2 separate regions of the Homo sapiens genome follow, and region 1 is linked to region 2. The links are chromatin loops, found by intact Hi-C in ENCODE. Cell type or tissue: natural killer cell. All regions are shown on one strand. Links, peaks and the distances in the headings refer to the core of each region. The heading gives the core; the rest is flanking DNA.

The links. Hi-C counts contacts between places; a loop is a spot of excess contacts. Peaks named below come from ENCODE experiments on the same cell type or tissue, not always from the same donor. Only the 100,000 strongest peaks of a DNase experiment are listed, where the experiment ranks them.
Region 1: it touches region 2 in a loop (8-fold over the local background); 1 of 110 quality-filtered maps calls a loop at or near these places.

Annotation. Positions count from the first base shown.
Region 1 is chr15:38,668,742-38,674,123 of GRCh38, reverse strand. It overlaps LOC105370775 (a long non-coding RNA gene), which reads right to left and starts at 2,229. Exons shown (of 2, transcript XR_007064584.1): 1 at 2,184-2,229. RefSeq lists enhancers at 643-692, 2,385-2,504, 3,638-3,707. In natural killer cell, for the core only: no CTCF peak of the experiment used is centred there; DNase peaks (open chromatin) are centred at 1,133, 2,313, 3,293, 3,783 and 1 weaker place; H3K27ac peaks cover 3,782 bases.
Region 2 is chr15:39,622,471-39,627,852 of GRCh38, reverse strand. All of the region lies in intron 10 of FSIP1 (fibrous sheath interacting protein 1), which reads left to right. Among named protein-coding and RNA genes, the nearest start is that of THBS1-IT1, 39 kb to the right of the region's middle. RefSeq lists an enhancer at 3,988-4,077. In natural killer cell, for the core only: no CTCF peak of the experiment used is centred there; DNase peaks (open chromatin) are centred at 2,862 and 4,082; H3K4me3 peaks cover 432 bases; H3K27ac peaks cover 5,000 bases.

The sequences.
Region 1 (5,382 bases), core at 184-5,183, 950 kb after region 2:
AAACCATGTTGGTCAGTCTGGCCTCGAACTCCTGACCTCGTGATCTGCCTGCCTTGGCCTCACAAAGTGGTGGGATTACAGCAGATCCCAAGTTGACCTCTTTGACCTACAAATCTCAATTTATTTAAAATTATTATTATTATTTTTTTGAAACAGGGTCTCACTCTGTCACTCAGGCTGGAGTGCAGTGGCATAATCTCAGCTCACCACAACCTTTGCCTCCCAGGTTCAGGCAATTCTCCTGCCTCAGCCTCCCCAATAGCTGAGATTACAGGCACCTGCCACCACATCCAGCTAACTTTTGTATTTTTAGTAGAGACGGGGTTTTGCCATGTTGGTCAGGCTGGTCTCGAACTCCTGACCTAGGTGATCCGCCCATCTTGGCCTCTTAACGTGCTGGGATAATAGGCATGAGCCACCGTGCCAAGCCCAAATCCCAGTTTTAACAAGTATCTTCATTGTCTTCATAGTTTGTCCTTTGCATTTTTCCTCCTCCACCGGCTTTTTAGCTTTAATCTATCATAAAAATGTTTCAAACAGCTATGTGATGCCTAGAACTTTCCTTCCCTTTCTCAAAGCCACCATCCCTGAGAAGCCGGTCCATGAACCTCACCCGCTTGCTTCACTCTCTGACTCCACCTCTCACAGTCTGTAAACAGCCAGGGCATGCCAGTGTGACCTCATTTACACATTGCCTTACACAAATAGCAAAATTGTTTTTAGGAATACATGTTATGTTTCATAATACCTCAAAGCAAAGAAATCTCATTTATTTTTTAATCTACATGCATTCAGCAACGTGATTTTTACGGTGAAAGCAGAAAGGGCTCCCACATTGCAGCCCCAGGTGATTCATGGAGAGAAACCACTCCCAGTGGCTGCCCCCTGGGAGGCCTGGTCAAGGCGGCTCTCCCGGTCAAGAAACATCTCATGAGGCTCTCCTTCCACCCAAATATTTACATGAGGCTCTGCCCAGCCACACCCCTTCAGGAGACCAGATGGGCATGACTGAGCTAAAAGAGCACACGGATGAGGATGCAAAAGAGCTAACGCAACCTTGACTTTTCAGAGCTGATTCTGCTTTCAGAGACCATCTAGTCAGCCCATTCACCCAGAGAGAGGAAATGGCATTCACCCAGCGCCTACCTGTTAGTAAGGGGGCAGAGCTAGGGCAGGAACTCACGTTTCCCTATTTGTGATTAACTCATCTTATACGATGAGCTAAACATGGATGAACAAACGTTATTGTATCAATGGGAACTGGTGTAACACACAAACTGCGATTGACTTGGTCAATCACTACTGTCTGACATTGACTCCCTAAACCCCAGTTTCCTCTTCTGTGAAATGGGATATTCACACCTACCTTATGGTGTTTGTAAAGACAAAGAGGGCAGAAGGCATGGAGATGGCCTGCTGCCTATTGACATTCACTATTAAAAGATTCCCTGCTCTTTTGTTGCAACTCAGCCAGCCTCTAGCATTCATTTCAGGTCTGGTGTCTCCCTAAAACATACCAAAAATTGTCTCAAACATTTGAAATATGATTAACTTTATGGGCAACATTAAAATCCTCCTCTTTAAGGTGAATATTTTTCACATTATCTTTCTGCATCGTCTGGGCTAGTCAGAGGACATTTTTGAAAGTGTTTTGTGACTCAGCTGCTGTTTGAAACATCTGGGGCTTATTTTTCACCTTTGAAGAACACAGTACCTCTCACTTCTACCTCTTGTAGAGCATCAAATACACTGGCACATTGGCTAAGGTAACACACATGCAAAAAAAAATTGAGTGAATGATGCCTGGATGGAAACTTCTCCCCAAGAATCTCTTACTTTAGTTTCCAAACATACTCACAGAGGATAAAGGCCCTGCCGGCACTGGGAGGGAACAATAGAGAGGGAGGGAGAGAGTACTCTTCCTTTGTAGGAGGTGGGGAACAATGAGACTCAGAGAGATACAGAGTAATCATGCTTTGGGTTGGGTAAATGGGCCCAGAGCATAGCCTGAGCTTCATGACATTGCCATATGTTCCCTGGCTGAGAGGTGACTCAGAGGCAGGAGTTGTGGAGGAGGTGAGGCCATCCACTATTGACCTAATCTGCCATCAGGCAAGGCCAAGTAAGTGGGCCTGCTGTTCTCCACACCCCCAGTCCCCAACAAGCATACAACACATACTCACACCCCGAAGCTGCAGCCTGTTCTCTCAGGACTTCCCCTTCAAAGCTGCCTTAGTGCTCTTCGTAACCTGATTTCACTTCTAAAAAACATGCTGTAGGGGAGGAAACACCCAGAGAAATCTGTCCCAGCTCTGTATCACCACCCCTCTCACTCCAGATGGTTCTAGTTGCGAAAGTTTGCATTCTGAGCTTTCAGATACGACTGTGCTCCACATCCCCTCCACCCATAGACCTTCGGAAATACCCCACTGTCTGATCAGGGGAACCTCCCATTTGTGTACTCATGTATTCTCAAATTAGGACTATTTACTTTGTCTTGGTATCCTGCACACATTATCACTTTTTAATTCTGACCCTAAGAAGCATGTACTGTTATCCTGGTTCAACGGAGGGAAGATGGAGACTTTAGGGAGATTACTCTCTCAGTAGGAAAACAGAATTCTAACCAGGTCTGTCTCCATAATGTTGCTCGTTCTACAATTAATTTCTCCCTAAACTGAACTCTCAAAAGGAATTTTTATTTTTTCTCTTAGGAAAATGAATCGATGCCCCAAAATTATTTTTAAAGCAATACAATGACATTCTTGGTTGCATATACAAAATCGATTGCCTTCTTTTTTTTTTTACCAATATAATCCCCACTTTGATTTTTGTTTCCTACAGCCCATGTCTCAAAGATGCTGATCCCACCCTCAGATCCAGAATGGGACAAACTAGCATATGAATATCACTTTCCTCTTGGCAGTGATTGGTTCAGAAATGGCCATGTGAGCCAATTCTGGTCAATAAGACTAGAGAATAGATTTGATAATGTCTTCTGGAAGCTTCTTTCTCAGTTTTAAGAAAGAACCACAAATAGTAGTCTCTCTCTCACTGAATGTGAATAAGAAAGAAAGCAGCCACAATGACTACTGATAGCCATCCCACCGTAAGAAGAGCCAGACTTAGGATGAAGCCAACCAGCCAACCCTGGGAATGTCACAGAAGAGAATGAGAGTAATGAGACATCACTTAATGACATCACTAAGACATTGGCTCAACCAACCCTGAGGAACACCCCCCACCTCTGGACTTCCTGCCTTGTAAGCAAAGAAATGTCATATGACGTTAACTGATTTGAATTAGGTTTTCTGTTTTTCACAGCTGAAAGCATCTTTAACTGATGCTGGGATTCACCACATTTCCTGCATCTGCAGAACTAGGCAATCATCATTCACATCTTAAATTATGGTCTGGAGGTACCACACACTCCTTAATCAACAAACAAAATGCAGATTTTGCAGGCGGTGAGTTCCGTGTGGTGCCATAAAGATGGCCACACATTCTTTGTCATTGGGAGGCCATTGAGAGTTGACATAAATTTCCCCTTCTCTTGAATCTGGGCTGGCCTTGTAGTTATTTTGACCAATAGAATGCAGTAGAAGTGACACTTAGTAATTTCCAAGGCTGACCCTTAAGAGATTTTTCAGCTTTTCTATGTGACTTGCAACACTTTCTTGAAACACAGCCACCATGCAAGACATCTACCTACCCTGTGGCCACCAGTCTGTGAAGAGCCCACACTAGCCATAATAAGAGAGACAGAAAGAGGGTCAGGGTGGAATAGCACTGAGGTACCAGATGTGGTAACACCTTTTGAAATGTAGCCAAGTGAAACCAGCAGAAGCAATATAGAACTGAATGACTGCCTAGTAGAGCCCTCTCCAAATTTATGACTCACAAATAAAATGGTGGTTGTTTTAAGCCACTAAATTGTGTGGTAGTTTGTTATATAACAATAGACAACTGGAACTGGAAGAAAACATAGAAACTTCTTTTTCAAAAGCTTCAATAGCAGTAGGAAAGCAAAAGCTTTCTGTGAACGCTTGTCTAAATACAAACTTCATTATCCAGCACACTCTCCTTCAAGTGCCTCAGTTAATCCCAGTTTTAAGGATGTGTGGCCGTGTTATAAGCTGCATATACACTGCACACGAGTGTCTATAAAGATGATGCTGCTTTATCCCATTCCTTTCTGCTTTTCCCTACCACAATTAGATCTCAGGTTCTTATCAAAGTTTTTAAAAGGCCAAACACAGTGGCTCATGCCTGTAATCCCAGCGCTTTGGGAGGCCAAGACAGGCATATCGCTTGAACTCAGGAGGTCAAGACCACCCTGGGCAATGTGGTGAAACCCATCTCTACAAAAAAATACAAAAATTAGACAGTGTGGTGCACACCTGTAGTCCCAGCTACTTAGGAGGCTGAGGTGGGAGGATGGCTTGAGCCCAGGAGGTAGAGGTTGCAGTGAGCCAAGATCACACCACTGCACTCCAATCTAGACAGCAGAATGAGACTCTGTCTCAAAAAAAAAAAAAAAAAAAAGGAAAAGAAAAGAAAAAAATGTATGTGAGAGGGTGATTGATGATCAAAGGGAGCCCACTTTCTTGGTCTCATGAACATTCTCCGTCAAAACACACACATATACAACCCCTAAGTGCCAGTTCTGATTAGACTTGGGTCTTACTATGCTTGGCTTGGCAGGATTGCACTATTGTTCAAACATTTGTCCCATAAAAAATCAGCAGAATTTGAATTAACCACTAGTTTCTTTTAAGCTGAGCTGACATTTTGAGCTACATTTATTTTAACTAGGGATTTATGACAGGAAAGGAATAGTTCTAATTAAATAAGTATTAGCCTCACTGTGAATAATGACCCCTTGGAAGTTTCCCAGTCCCCTAATAGCTAATTAACAGCTCATAACTGGGCTCTCTTTGTATCCCAAGGCAAGTGTGAAAAGGAAGACTTGACTGATTAATGAGATGGGCTCAAACCGGATTAAAAATGAAAATTGGCTTTACGGACTCCAGACCTGCAAATCTACTCTGCGTGAAAAGGAGAGATTATTTTTAAGGCATCCTGGGCGATCGCTGTGGGAAAAGGGAGCACACAGCCAAAGGCATTGATCTGTTAACGCTTTCCCTGTGACCCCTTTCACAGTGGCTGACAGAGGACCAGACAGCCAGCGGTGAGAGAGCTGGCCTCTCCATTGTCATGACGCCTATAGGCTTGGGGTGGAAAGCCAAATAGCCTTCATAAAGACTTGCTCTTCCTTTGTCATGTTTGTATTTCAGACAAATATTAAGGCAGACAGATGGCAAATTAGAAGTCAATAAATACCACTTTCCATCTCTGCCATTCCATTTTAGAATGTGTTAG
Region 2 (5,382 bases), core at 194-5,193:
GGCAAAAGTATATTGCTGCTGCTTCATTAGTGAAAGCATCACCAGAGAAACAGAAGTGGGGAACAAGAGAAGTGAAGCAAAGAAAGAGAGTAAATATAAGAGCTGTATCATTGACCTGACTACTGCTTGCTAGCAAGTACAGCTGATTGATCTTGTGGGACATATGCAGAGAGATGCCATGTGGGTGACTTGTGGGACACATGCAGAGAGATGCCATGTGGGTGACTTGTGGGACATATGCAGAGAGATACCATGTGGGTGACTTGTGGGACATATGCAGAGAGCTGCCATGTGGGTGACTGCACTTCAGGGAGTCTTTCTGGGGGAAAGTAACTCCTTCACTGCCTTCCCTCTCCCCTTGGTCAAAGTCTGCCCCAAGGGGCATGAATTCTCTTGCACTTCTGGTTTGTACAAGCCTAGAAGTGGCCAGCTGATCATCCCACACCTTATTAGCAACTCACACCTCATCAGCAATAGACAAGAAATCCTGGGAAGGAGCCAAGAGGGGCTTGCTGTACCCATGGGTGACTTGAGGGGCCATGGCAGTGGCATCAGAAGTGACATCCAGGTCTACACCTGTGAGAGCAGCACAGGCCATGTTAGATCTGCTCAGCCTGGCAGCAGGCAAGTGCTCAGCCCGGCAGCAGGCAAGTGCACAGGTCTGGATGATGGGTAATCTGAATCCAGTCACGTTGAGCAGTGTAATGTCAGTGCAGCCTGGCCGTTTGACTTGTGTATGCTGCTGGGAAACTTCTTGGGCATGTAAGGAAATACTCAGTTTTCTTTTCCAGTTCCCAGGGTTGAGCATCTTTTTGAGGGGTCTCTCTTATATGGGTGGGGCCTAGCTGAGTGTTCTCTGTGATTGGGGTGAGGGGGGAAGGGTCCAGATAGTGCTACACTAGTGAGATGCTTCTCACAATAAGAGGCAGAGGAGCTGCTGGTGATCGTGGCACTGATCAAGTATTAAGGGCTCATGTCTCTGGAAAGCAGAAGTCCTGGTACCTGAAGCCTTGTCTAACTGTATTCATCCATTTTCACACTGCTGTAAAAATACTACGTAATTTATAAAGAAAAGAGGTTTAATTGACTCCCAGTTCCGAATGGCTGGGGAGGCCTTAGGAAACTTAGGATCATGGCGGAAGGCAGAGGCACATCTTACATGGCAGCAGGCAAGAGAGAGAGCACACGGGGGAAACTGTCACTTTTAAAACCATCAGATCTTGTGAGAACTTTCTCACTATCACAAGAACAGCATGGGGGAAACCACCCCTGTGTTCCAATCACCTCCCACTAGATCCCTCCCTCAGCACATGAGGATTACAATTTGAGATAAGATTTGGGTGGGGACACAGAGCCAAACCATATCGCTGACCTACGGGCAGACTGTGCAAGGCCAGGTACTACCTTCCAGGCCATGCCACATCTCCACCTTCTTTCAGCACCAGTACAAGGTGGAGGGTTTTGGATACACTCCCCTGACCTGGCCTTAAATGAACCCCTGTTTGGGAAGATCCTTTACAGACACAGCACCTCCATCTTCAGGCCAGCTCAACACAGAAGACACATGTTGAAGATCCCAGAGACAGAGTTCTGAGGATACCTTCTCTTCAATTGTGAAGTTTAGATGATATCAAGCAAAGTATTTAAAGTTCTAGAGACTCCTGTGGGCATACATAAGTTCTTTAGGTTTCATTTATACCAGATTTCTCCAATGTGACTCATCTATCAGCTGATTTCCTGCAAGAGGGTGAGGTTTAATCTGGATCCATTGGAGGTTAAGGTATTTAAATAGCTAATGGCCTCCTTGACTACTGACCCCATCACAACCTTCCTTGACCCAACTTATCTCTACACAGTAAAAATAGGCATCATCAAACTGAGAGTACAGAAGGCCTTCACCCATGCAAATGATACTCATAACTAATAATAGCCAATAAACAGTCTTGCCAAGCAGTGGGAGCTAGCTGCTCTAAAGTAACAAACTGGATCTACTTCCCGGAGTAGGGGGTGGAGTAGGTTCCAGTTCCCTCGGAGCATGAGAACTACTCAATCAGGGGCCCCTTTTTAGGCTCTTTATGCAAATCTGTGCACCTCATCTCCTGGCCAGGCTTTTTTAGCTGGGAGTTTGGGGCAGAGGTGCCAGGCCCCCTCCAGCTGTAGAGCTGGGCCCCAGACTTGTTTCGGGAAAGGAAGTGATAGACATGTGATAACAGGGCCATTCCGGCGACTTGCTCAGAACAAAGGGCATCTGATCCAAGTGGACTTGCTGTCTCTACTGCTAGAAAACAGCTACTGTTGGCAATCCTCAAATGGTAATTGTCCCACAAAATGAAAACATAAGAGTCCATTTTCACCAGTCACCCTGTTAGAAAGCAAAGTCACCCTGTTAGAAAGCACAGTCTGGCTCTCCTGCCGAGCACCTCCACACTTTTCTGCTTATGTCCCCGGCAAGCCATGTTTCTAGCCCTTTTTCAAATAGTAGGACTTGAGAATCCTACCTCCTGCTTCTAGCTCCCTCGATCCATGCTCATCCCTAACTTACACACTGGGGTCCCGCTGGCAGCCCACCTCTCTCATTCTGGTACATAGAAACAGAAAGCTTGGATCCTTGAAGCCATGGAGCCAGCCCGGGCACCTGGGCCACGGGAGACGAGCCATCACAGAATGCCCAGGGCCACAGCAGCCTCTCACCAGGCAAACCCATAAGGCAAGCCCTGCCTCACCCGGCTGTTTGGGGAAGATGGGTAGCCTAGGCATGGGTGGGGTCTGATTCTGCACGGTGACTTTGCCATGCCAGGCCCCACATAAAAAGGGCTTCCCACACCACCACAACGTTCATGACCTCGCTTCAGAGCTGTTTGCCGTGACCTACTTCACACTCAGTATTATTCTGTCCACTGAGCCTCCTGGCTGCTGACCTGGGAGCTGACTCACTTTCCTGTTTACAGCCTTGCCTCAACCCTCACTCTTGATGGTGGTTTACATAGTTTCTCTGGCAATGATATTTGCTTCCTTTTTGACTAGAGTTCAGATTCTCTTCTGGCCAGACAGCCTCTGACTATTCTGGTGAAAAATATGCCAGATTGTCCCTGGCCCCCAGGACCCTTTGTCCTTGGTTTGGCTTCTTAAGAGCAGTCTACCTGCCGGACTTGCCTTTATATGATTGGGGTAGCCTCAGTGTAAGAGAGGAAGGTGGGAGAATGGAAAAGGGAGGGAAGGAGCTAGGAGAGGAAGGAAGAACAAGCCCTTTTCTCCTATGAATCCTTAGCGCCATTGATACAGACATTAAAATGAACACCAATTATTTTTCCCCCTTGATTTTTAGATGTGTTTAATCCAAAAGAGCTATAGCAAGTGATGTGAGCCTATTGTGAGCATTCAGACTCGATAGTGCTGTTCTGTAGCCTAACTGGAGTGCCTTTATTTTTCTATGCACAGGTAGGTATTTTCTGACAACTAGTTCTACATTTATATCTCAAATAACTCTTCAGTGAGTACCCAGATTTAATGAGATCAGTGAAGTTTGGAAACACTTCCATCATTAATCTTGTAGTTGACTATAGAACTAAATTAAGTGGCAGGTTCCTTCTGATGGTTACGTACTTCATAGTAATTATAGTTCAAAAATATGATATTTTTGAATCCCTGTTCTGTTGATACCTTCTTGTTTGGGAAATCACCTTACCCACAGCCCTGCCAAAACCTTGGGCTTGGATGGTTGTGTTTCTACCATGTGACCCTCAGTTCAGATGTTTGGACCAGTGGTGGACACTTGAACCTGACACAGGCAGTCCATCAACCTGGCCAGTGACCAACCAGGTTATCTTGCTTGAAAATTTAAGCAAAAGAATATAGAGAGCTAAAGGACATAGTCAGTTGTTGGTGGGTGTGATACTCTTACAGAGTCAGTTCATGCTACATAGGCAAGCTGAGGTTGTGAGAAAGCAGAAACCATCAATAAGCAGAGAAAGCTGGTTTGCAGAGAAGAGGATGCATCAGGCAGGCAGTGAGTGAAGAGATGACATGGACCCAGAAAGACAGATGGGGCACATGACTGGTGCCTGGTGGTTTCTCAGCTCTAGACTCTGAAAGGCCAGTCTATACTCTTATTTCCTGCTTGTCGTTGTCCATGAAATGACTTCTTTGATCTTACAGCAAACCTCAACCCTACCACCTCTTTTTTTGACATAAGGGTTTCTGTTCCTTATAGCCAAAAAACCTTGACTAAAATAGACTACTACGGAGGTGTTGCCAGTAGTGGTTGCAATAGAGAGCTATAAACTTATATCTTCGTCATTAAGCAAACGGTGGAATGTTTTTTAGTTGCTTATTTGGAAGTAGAACTAGGTGTCATTAAAATCTGTGTACATCCATATTCTCCTTGTTAATCATTTAGAACATTCTAGCTTTCCACCCTTTTCTCACTTGTGATAATGGTATTGGTTTCATAGGGTGGGTCTTTAGGAGTGCTGTTTGGGGGAAATAAAAAACACCCGAAGTAAGCTTACATCAAAGGACAAGATTGCTTCTGCTGGTTTATAATGGGTAGACTTTCTGATTATCTGCACCAGGGACATAATCTTGATTGCCTTGTCAAGAAATCCATTGCCCAATTAACTGGAGATTTTTATGGCTGGAGAAACTCCGGATATATAGCATAGGAGGTGGGGCAGGGATGAGAGTGAGGTAATCCACAGTCTGTGTTCCATCTCCAGCAATTACAAGTTGCATTCCTCATCAAATTTAGCTTCTACATCAAACTGGCATTTATCTGGGTGGAGATGTGTAAACAGTGGGTATCCTGGGAATGGAGCTGTGGCTGGGTTTTTTTTTTTAATGAGCTAAAAGAGAGGGCACTATATATGTTTGCATAAAACATACACTGTGTACATTTGCATAAAACGTACACACAAAAGCCAATCTGGGCAATAAAGTCCCAAGTTAAGTAAACTGTTCTGCGGGGAGAGTTTCTGTATCTGATAGAATGGACAGAAAAATGAGCAGCAGTTGGGAAAAGGACACTTGGAGGGTGGTAGAGGGAGAACTCATTTACAGCGAGTGGCAGTGTAGCCATGTGGCTAGACACTTAGGTTCTGGACCCAGACTACCTGGATTCAAATTTCAAGTCCACGGTTTAGAAGCTATATGACCTTGGAGAGGTTACTTCATTTCTTAGTGCTTCAGTTTCTTCATCTGCAAAGTGGAAATAACAATAGTTTCTACCTAATAGGTTTATTGCAAAATTAAAGGAATCAATACATGTATTATGCCTAGAGCAGAGTCTAGTCTGCTTAGTGAATGCTACCTATTTATTATTATTCTGTAAGACATAACCTAGTGTGCCAACCAGATGCAAGATGCAGCAGAACTAAAACTGCATGT